Regions from separate parts of the Homo sapiens genome. Here region 2 is linked to region 1. The links are chromatin loops, found by intact Hi-C in ENCODE. Cell type or tissue: psoas muscle. All regions are shown on one strand.

Region 1 (5,000 bases):
TTGAGTAGTTCTAACTGAAAAACCAATCCTGGTTGAAGCAGTAACTCCACCTGAATCCCTGAAGTTGCATGCAAGTCTTTTACACTTGAAAATGCAAAACATGGCCACCTGTTCACTTCATGCCTAGCTCCATTCCCAAAGCCTCCTGGTACTGGCCTAGACCAGCCCCAGTCACTGACCCCTCACAGGGCTCACAGTGCCTATGCATGTGCCAGAGTGTGTGGGAATTGTTGGAAGTCATGCAGGTTGCGAAGAGTCACAGAATATCAGTGATATGAGTTCATCAGTTTGAAGAGTTCCAGAAACCAAATGGTATCTTGTGAACATGCCAGGAGGCAGTGGTGGGAAGTGAGATTTGTAGAGTAAGGGATAAAAATTTGTAACAGAGTCGTACACTTTCTTTTTGAAGCAATTCCATCCTTCACTCACTACGGGTTTAAAACTAATGCAGGAAACCTCTCTCCAGTTCAGTACACAGTGCTACAGTGAAGGCAGAATGACGGCTGCCAACGCTAGGCTGCTTATGAAGTCAAATGTCGTTCAGCCAAGTGGGGAAGAAGAGAATAAGATACTCTAGATGCTGAGGGAAAGAAGGGGAGACACTTCTCTCTTGCTTTCCTGGCCCTCCGAAACATTATCCAAAACATGCATTCAGTAAGAGTGGGCTAAGGGAATGAATAAAGTGGACAAACCAAGGTGAAATAATTTTAATAAAGATGAAATTATTAGGAGGCTGTGAAGAGCACATTTTCTCAGGTACACAGGCGTGAGGGCAAGGATGCCCACATCTGTCAGCAGACCAGACCCCAGCAAGGAAGTACTGGGTCTGGCTTAGAACACTGGATCAGGCCTCTATCCAGCACCGCCAGAGGTCTGTCCAACCCCAATTCAACTTTTCAGTATTTTAAAGTATCATGCCTTCTGACCCTCTAGAAAACAGCCTCTACCCCAATGCTACTTTTCCATTTTTCTAAATGTCATGCCTTCTGACTGTCTAGAAAACAGCCTCTAAATGTATCTCACGAAGGAAGTAACAGGAGTACAAAGTAAATTGGTCTCAAAGGGTTTCTAAAACACTGAGGAAGAAGATGTCTATTTAGAATCAGATTGTCTTGACTCAAGAGATGATGGAGGTCCAAGGTCTGGAAAACTGAACTAGTGTCACGGAACGTTCTTTCTTCCTTACCACCAAGAGGGAGTTTATGAGGCAGTCACTGGGAATACAGGTGAAATACGGTACTGTTTATTTTCATCTCCAACTCAGGATTCCACATATAATTTCTCTGTCTCCTTCTTTGTCTCACTGCACAATAAAGTCAACATCAAGTTTCCCTACCCTACCCTTAGTTCAAACAGAGAAAAATCAGGCAACCACAGCTTGAAGTCAATCAGATATAGAGCCCCACATTGACACCATACATCATTTAGTAGAGTAAACATGTATAGGTGTCAGTAGAGTAATAACAAATTACACAGCGTGACACAGGAACTATCTTCATTATGTCCAGGTGGGACGTTCTGTGCACATTTTTAGGATTTCAATAAAATTGTTCAACACTATAATGATAAAATTCATCTTTGAATGGTGATACCAGCGTGCGGTCAATGAATATTATTGCATTCGGTCTACCCAGATGAGCTAGGTCCCTTAAAGGACCCTTATTTGTCCCAATACATGCTGTGATACAAAATATCTGTAGTGTTGATACATTTATGCCTATTGTTCCATTATTGGAACACTAAGCTTGTAGGAGTTATTTATATCCTACTGCCCAAGGTCATCGCCAAGGTCTGATTTTTCACACACAAAAAATTTGCAATCTCCAGCATAAATGGGATAATCAAATTTGATTAGGCAAAGAGATGGCTCAATGGCCTCTCATCTCTAGTGCATACATATGACCACCTTAGATGAAGACAGTCTGATACCTACAAACTACAGAACACCCTGAGATGGTGATGTGCAGTGTCTGAAGGTGCTGCTCAGCAGACATGGGAAGGGATTTACCCACTGGGGGGCCATCTCCAAGCCAGCACATTATACAGCCTGCAGCTATCACAGCAGAGCACTAAAAACTCACAGTCACCCAACACTGACCCCAATTCTTTGAGCCTTACCAAACAAATCTGTTGAGAAACTAGAGACTGTAATGTATAAGCAGATCATTGATGCATCAAGCATGGAAACTGCATGTTGCTTTGTGAATATTCCTGGAGCTCTCATTCTGTGAGCCCACTTGGGCTTTTGCTTTCTTCCCTCCCTGCCCTACTGCAAGCAGAAAATGAAGGCAGCTGAGTTCCGATGAGAGGATCAACGAAAGAGGTTATTTCAAGAACTTATTTTGCTTATCTCTTTTTTTAAAAAGATTTACAAATCAAGTCCTCTTCTTGAGTTCCTAGGTTTAATATTATCATTTGTGATTCATTCACTAAAAGGCTGTTCTATGCGTGGTAGAAGAAGAAATGATTACGAAAATCCTGGATAAGCCAGCTCCCTTTCAAGGGGATCAGTGTCCTCAGTCCCCCACCCCCACCTAAAAAGCAGGTCCCATTCAGCCCAGCCAGCTCATCCCTGCAGTTCCATCCAGGACCTACAGGTGTCGCCCTCCGCATGGCGAGGCCCGGAAGGGCAGCTGGCTGCAGGAGGCAGAGGAGTCTGGACCGCCTAACCTGAGCATGTGGAAATAATATATGTCTTCAAGTGAACTGTCTGGTCCTGGAGAAATAAAATAGGACATTCATAAGCAGTTACACCATCTGTCTTTATACCATCATCATCAACAGCAAGAGGAAAAATAGCTCTTTAAAATGGATGAAAGCCCAGGCTGACAGTAACCGGAAAACTGTGAGCTCTGAATACCAATAAAGGTAGAGAAATGATTAAAAAACAGAGATGCAAACTGAAAATTTGTCTGGACAGCTCAGGCCCACGATGCTTTGCAGGCAGGGTGTGTTTTATTGGTTCCGAAAGCATAAAGCAAGCTGCTTACCAAGAGCCAGGCCTGGGGAAGGGCTTGGTCTCCCGGCCCTGGAAACACGTGGGAACCAGGGGCAAAATAGCATCCCGCTTTGAAACAGAGATCTGCGTCCACACGCTAAGCTCCTAGGGCTGTTATCTAGCCCTTGTTCTCTTTAGGAATGTAGATTTGATACACACGTGCTGGAGAATGGAGGGGAGGTTTTTTGCTTTTCCCCCCACAGATCATGGATTGCATTCCCCCCTCTTCTGCGAAGTCACTGGTAACTGGCTGGGTCATTATTACAGAGGCTGCAGATTTTTTTCCCCTATAATATTAGCTACTGACAGATGGTGGGAACAAGTGAAGACCTGATGGACTGATGATCGGTTTTATCTGGAAAATCCTGTCTTTCCTACAGAAAAAGAGACCAAGACACATAACAGCCACTGTGCCATTTTTAAGGCTGAAACAGACAAATCAAAACCATCTTCTCCTTCAAGCATTTAATGGTATTTCCAATCCCAACCAGAGCACACCAGGAATGCTTTCCCAAGGGCGTGGCCAGGACCTGGGAGAGAAGGTCATCCCCACTCCCCTAGTCCCGCCCTGGTTCTGGGCAGGAGGTAGCAGGCCCAATGCCTCCCAGACAGCTCTGTGTTTTAGAAGACACCAGAGAAGGTGTCTCTAAAACCCATACGGAAGCCCACAGTAGCCTCAAACTGGAGCACCCCCTCCTGTGTGTGTTTTCATGTTAAAGAGTTAGGGAAATAAAAGCAAATACTGGAAAACTGCAGTGTCTTCCTAGGGTCCCTTCTGCCTTTCATTTCCATGTTCAACAGTGACTGAAGGCCTTTAAAAAACCTCTTTGGCTGGGCATGGTGGCTCATGTCTGTAAATCCCAGCACTTTGAGAGGCCGAGGTAGGTGGATTGCTTGAACTCAGGAGTTTGAGACCAACCTGGGCAAGAGAGTGAGACTCCATCTCTACAAAAAATGCAAAAATTAGCTGGGTGTGATGGCACATGCTTGTAGTCGTAGCTAACTTGGGAGGCTGAGGTGGGAGGATTACTTGAGCCCAGGCAGTTGAGGCTGCAGTGAGCCATGACTGCATCACTGCACTCTAGCCTGGGCAACAGAGTGAGACCCTGTCTCAAAAACAAAACAAAACAAAACTCTTTCCATCACCACCTCCTTTTTACAACTGCTTCTCCCAGATAGCACTTACTTACTAGTGCCTGGCAAAATCCAGCCTGCTCATCACTCAGGCTTCCTGACTAAGTGCAGAGCCCTGAAGTGCAAGAATTCCAGCAGATAAATACCTTCTAAAGGGGAAAGCTTCCTAGGACAGCTTCAGTTAAGGGGATGATACCCCAGTCCCAGAAAATTTCCCTTCAATCAAAGTGGTTTTGCTGACCACAAATGCAAATTGATCTCTTAATATACCTTATACTTAGCATCTTGGTAAAGGTGACTGCACAATTCCCCCATCGGTGGTGAAATCTGCTCCTGAAGGAGGAGAGCATGCCAACTGGCAGCCCCATGGGAATTTGCACCAATCTTATGAACAACCTGGAAATTGGTTCGCGAAAGCAGCACCAGGCAGAAGCCAAAAATAGAGGTGGCATCACCACAAAGCCAGCATTCAACCCCGCAACCTCACTGTATGCACTCCCCAAACGCATCACCCAAGAAAATGTTCTAGCTGTTTAAAAAAGAAAAAAAAAAAGGTACTATTTTCCCAAATAATGGGGGCCAAGTGACGTGTCCACGGCGGGTATTCTACGAATCACTTATAAGCTTGAAGGAAGGGGAGTCAATCAATGATTAAGACTAGTCCCTCTGTTCCTAACTCTTAACAGGATAATGCAGATTAATTCAAACCTTCCCCAAACCTGACAAAGCCCCCATAGTGCCTCAGTGTGACAGAAATTTGGAAATTCTCCTAAGAATCAGGGTATCTGTACCCGAGGCTCTCACATGATCATGTTACTTAAATAATACACCAATCTGTGATCCCCGAAGAATGAAATTGTTCTTTCCT
Region 2 (5,000 bases), 1.1 Mb after region 1:
TAGTGGGATTGCTGGATCATATAGTAGCTCTGTTTTGAATGTTTTGAGAAACTTCCGTCCTGCTTTCCGTAGTGACTGTGGTCATTTAGATTCCCATCAGCAGCTCCAGCACAATGTTTCCTTTTTGCCCCCACAACAGGCAGAAATCAAGATATAAAGAGAAACATGGATAGAAGAGATGCTTTCCCCTTTCCTCCCTCATTAACCCATGGCTGCCTCCATAAATGGAAAGAAGACTGGATGTGAGCATTCTATGATGTTTCAGACACTCACTGAAAATTACATAGTTAAAATAAAGACCAGAGTTGATGCTACCATTTCTGCCTGAAGCTTATCCTGAAAGTAGCTCTGGGGAAAGAGTTCTCTCTCTAGGATCCAAAAGTCATGGAGGTAGGTTTGACGTCCTACTATGTCCCACTACTTGTTGCCTCTAGGTTGGGAATTGTCATGTGGTTTAGGTGCCTTAAGATTCTTCCAGTGTGAGATGTGGGAAGCTGCTCCTTGTGACTTGCTCTGCCTTTTTCCTGGTGCCAAATACCATTCTCAACCTCCAACCTCCCACTCCAGGCAGCACATCCTGTCTTTGGACAGCCCGCCATGCTAGTGTCTGCCATCCAGTAGTCACAGGCCATCTTCCCGCAGGTTCCCAACAACCTGAGAGGCTTATTAAGGAGACAGCAACAGAGACTCAAAGAGGTTAGTAATGTTGCTTTCAGTCACAAAATCAATTAAGGGGAGAGTCAGGATGCCTATGCTTTCAAGTTCGACTGGCTCCAAAGCTTGTCTTCTAAGCCCACAATGCTATTTCCTTAAAAGGACAGAAGGTTCTCCCTTCATCAGGAGCTCATTCATTCATTTTCTTCCCCCTGAGAGCCTCCATGTCCCAGCCTGGAGTTGGGCATGCTGCATAATCTCACCCTGGTCTCCTGGAGATAACGTTTCCTCCTTGCTCTCTTAGAGTAGGCAGGAGAATATGATATTTACAAGAAAGTGCTTTGATGGGGGTGTGGGGATAGCTTGGATTTGAATCTCAGGTCATCTACCTATTTGCTGTAGGACCCTGCACTATACTTCCTTATACCTGTTTCCACACTCTTCAAGTTGGCATAATAATATTCTATTTCATGATAACATACAAAAATAAGTTTTGATTCTAAACCTAGAATATAAAACAGTGCCTGGCACAAAGAATAATATATATACACCTACTAAATAAAAACTACACTCCTTCTCCCCCAAGATTGTCGTGATAGAAATGCATCATTCAGGGAGCAAGAAAAAAAGACCCCACCACAGTTCAAGATGCCACTCAAAGCATAACACTCAGGCCATGGCCTATTTGGTTTCTACATCAGGTCTGCCCCACCCACCTTTAGCTTTCAGTGGACTAAAGACAAAAAGGGTCTAATGCATTCCTGGCGGTTTTTCAAAGCATGGCAGAAGTGAGTCGGGTTTATAAGATTAATTCTTTTCACTCTAGGCAGTGGGTCATATCAGAACCTTCACTCAACCAACTCAGTGGATAATCTCCTTTTATTACTTTCAATCAAACTAAGTGTCTGCAATCTGTACAATGGCCACCAATTTAGTGGGAAACAATAATTTGTAGAGCATGATTATAAAAAGATGAGATAGAACACAAGGTCCAGATAAGCATCCTGTAAGTTTGTTCCTATCTCATTGCATAGAAAGCTTTTATGACCCAAACTACATTAGGGACATACAGCTGTTCTGCTATGCTAAAAATCAAAGAAAGAAATAGACATTGTTCACAGATCAGTTTCTTATTTAAATAAGAGAAACAGCCTATTGGTTAAATTCATATCCTTTGTCATACTCACATGGAGCGATCCATCGCTCGTACAAGTTAAACATGAAAAGATTTCATTGTATAAAAACCAGAAGCTTCTTTTAAAAGATAATAAAATTCTAGTTACACAACTGGACAACATCACAAAGCCGTCTGGATTGTGGAAACCACTCTCTTCCCGTGATGGATAATAAGGCATGGGGTTTTGCTTGCTTTGATTAATTTCAGAATATTGCAGAGAACCCGCATAATCCCTAAGATAGCAAAGGAGAGAAGGAGAAGCGATGGGCAATGATAAAAGCGTAGTAATGGAGCAGGAGCTGTGTTTCCTCTGCTGTAGGAACGCTCCCCTCTGCACCGCCGCACCCACCCTCCCCGCAAAAAAAGAAACCAATTTCATTTTGGCAAGTACTAACCACAATAAGAGTCGACACACAAAAATGTCCTCTGGCTCTGGGGCTTAAATTATATGCACCGAGGCCGAGCAATGCAAAACAAAAACTATGAGATGTCTCCATGACTGTGATCAGATATATAACATAGCTGGAAAACGTACATTTCCCTTTTTTCAAAGCACAGCAGCCATTATTTATACAAGTACTGAATATGGAAAAGGCTCTGACAAATTTACAGTGGTGTTTGGATGGATGAGGATGGTGGATGATGGATGAGGGAGACGGAGGATTCCCTTATTAAAGCATCAAATTCTTCCCTAAATATCAAATAGACATCTTAGCCACAACTGCACTGCTTCTTGCTCAAAATTACATAAACCAACCCTGTTAAATGTTTTTCTTTAATAGGAAAAGGCAGGATTTTCTCCTAATAAATATTGTTAATTTGGACTCTGGCATTACGTACCTTTCCTTTTTTGCATAATGTGGACTTCAAAGTGTATGCCTGTCAAACAAGAATAAATGTGACAATTCACAAATATAAATGAATGCCAGCAAAAAACTGAGGCACAATCTCAAGCATGCTATTTTGTTCTAAAATTTTAGTAAATAATTTAAGTAGATATAATCTTCCAAGTGTATTTTTGGTGTCTTTTTGACAGGACAGAAGCTCTGAAGGGGCGGAAACTCACCATTCACTATACGATTTTTTTATCCTGTGCCCAGATTTTAAAATATACAGAACGTTAGAAGCACTGCAGTGCCCACTAGTGGACACATCAGAATCACAGCTGCCTCCTGTCCTCTTTCAATGAAAACCAGTCCAAAGGCATTCACCATAGTGGAGTAAAAAACAGGAAGAAAGAGTATGAAATAAAAAGCATCTGCTTTAAAACCCGTTTGCGTGACCATTCACTTCTTATTTTATCTTTACAATGATAACAGAGGCATGCACAAAGAGAAAAACTTTCTTCTGCGAGGCTCAACTTTTCTATCATTTGATCCTATTGTAAAGTCAATGGTACACAGAGCTGTATTTGGCGGCACTGAAGATACTCTTTAAATGAATAAAATGCTCTGTGTTTAATGACTCTTGACCTGGAAGGAGTTAGGATATAACATATAAAAGTTCGTCTCAATACAAAGAAGTGCGTCTTTACAAATTCTAACCAATCCTACTCCAATCAAGTTACCCCTTGTTACTTGGGGTAACCCTTGCTCTGCAGCGAATTGTTAGCACAGTCTCTTTTAATAGTGACAGATCCTGTCTACTCATACCCTGTAATGACATCACTAGAAAAAAATCTTTGAGCATTAGCACAATGTACATGTAATCCAACAGCAATCTGATTATAATTTACCAGAGAACAATGTTTACACATTGCAAGTGTTACTGATTCCTTTTTTAAAAAATGAAAAACAAGCCTCATTTTGTATTTTAATGTTTCTGTTTAAAAACAATGGTGATTAAGTCCCATGAAAAATATATTTGACAGATAAATCAAAAGTTATTACTTTAACTTGATTTCTAACTAATTCGTTGATTTTTAAGCAGTTTTATGAAGTCTGATTGAGAAGAAATAGGAGACATTTATAAAACACCATCCATAAAACTGTAAAACAACAAAACATTCCTAATTCAATTTGACCCAAGACATCTTATTTAAAAGCATGAGTCTGTTAAAAGAACTAACACAAGCCATGGAAACTAAGGCTATAATTGTTTTTAAGATTCTAGAAGTACATAGAACTTAGGCTAGATATTTTATTCTAACACATGTGAACTGGAGATATTATAGCTTATCGGCAAATCATCTGGGCTTTACTGCTTACTTTATCTTATAGAGCACTTTAATGGGCCTAATCTGCATTTTGGAGAAATGAGGAAACAGTGTAAAGACCAATGACCCTCCCCAGAATTTATTCCGCAGGTCCAGTCCCCTGCTTTGTTATACCTTCTCTAAAAGGTCCCTGCCCTGGCAGCTTTCAAATCCATTAGAAGCCTACAATAAGGTACCATCCTACTGTAATAAACAGTGTCATGGGGTGGTGGGGAGAGGAGGGAAAATTAGAAAGTGGTCAAAGATAGTCTTGGGAAAGCTATCCTAAGAAAGAACATTTGAGGAAAATCAGCTGGGCGTGGCAGCATGCGCCTGTAGTCCCAGCTACTCAGGAGGCTGAGGCAGGAGAATCACTTGAACCTGGGAGGCGAAGGTTGCAGTAAGCTGAGATAGTACCATTGCACTCCAGCCTGGGCAACGGAGCAAGACTCCGTCTCAAAAAAAAAAAAAAAGAAAAGAAAAGAAAAAGAAAAAGAAAACCAAAAAACTAGCATGTTCACTTTTCCTTCAGCCCTGTAAGAGTAGGGAGGACAGTGATCTTATGATTCTGGAAAATTCAATAGGGGGCACGTAGGCGGTGTGTAGCTTCCTCCCCTTTGCCTTGCTTTTGCATTTTGTTCTTGGTTCAAAGCAATTAACTCATCAGACATTTTCATGGGCTGTTTCTGGTAAGGAATAAGTGTATGGAAATAACAAAATACATATGAGGGGAAAAGGGCACAGGGAAAAGTCAGTATATCTCCTAACAGCATTCCCCAAGTTCCCAAAATATCATTCCCAACTACAATTGGAGTTATTTGAAGAAACAAAAACAGACAGTAAATAAACTATGATAAATACCAAGAAATTAGTCTTCCTACCTTCAGGAAAAAGTCCAACAGGGCTTCTATGAAATGAATCAAATTTTGCCTTGGCACCAGGCTACAATATCAGCACCAAAAATAGGACACTTTT

Evidence for each region. A loop is a pair of places that touch in the nucleus more often than their neighbours do. Peaks named below come from ENCODE experiments on the same cell type or tissue, not always from the same donor. Only the 100,000 strongest peaks of a DNase experiment are listed, where the experiment ranks them.
Region 2: a loop joins it to region 1, with 3 times the contacts of the local background. A loop is called at or near these places in 10 of 110 quality-filtered maps.

The regions. Positions count from the first base shown.
Region 1 is chr16:72,830,137-72,835,136 of GRCh38, forward strand. The region is part of intron 4 of ZFHX3 (zinc finger homeobox 3); the gene reads right to left. Among named protein-coding and RNA genes, the nearest start is that of ZFHX3-AS1, 170 kb to the left of the region's middle. RefSeq lists an enhancer at 2,982-3,151. In psoas muscle, a CTCF peak has its summit at 2,591; a DNase peak (open chromatin) is centred at 2,615; H3K27ac peaks cover 1,716 bases.
Region 2 is chr16:73,953,815-73,958,814 of GRCh38, forward strand. No RefSeq gene overlaps it. Among named protein-coding and RNA genes, the nearest start is that of PSMD7-DT, 260 kb to the right of the region's middle. In psoas muscle, a CTCF peak has its summit at 2,970 (motif pointing left); a DNase peak (open chromatin) is centred at 2,981.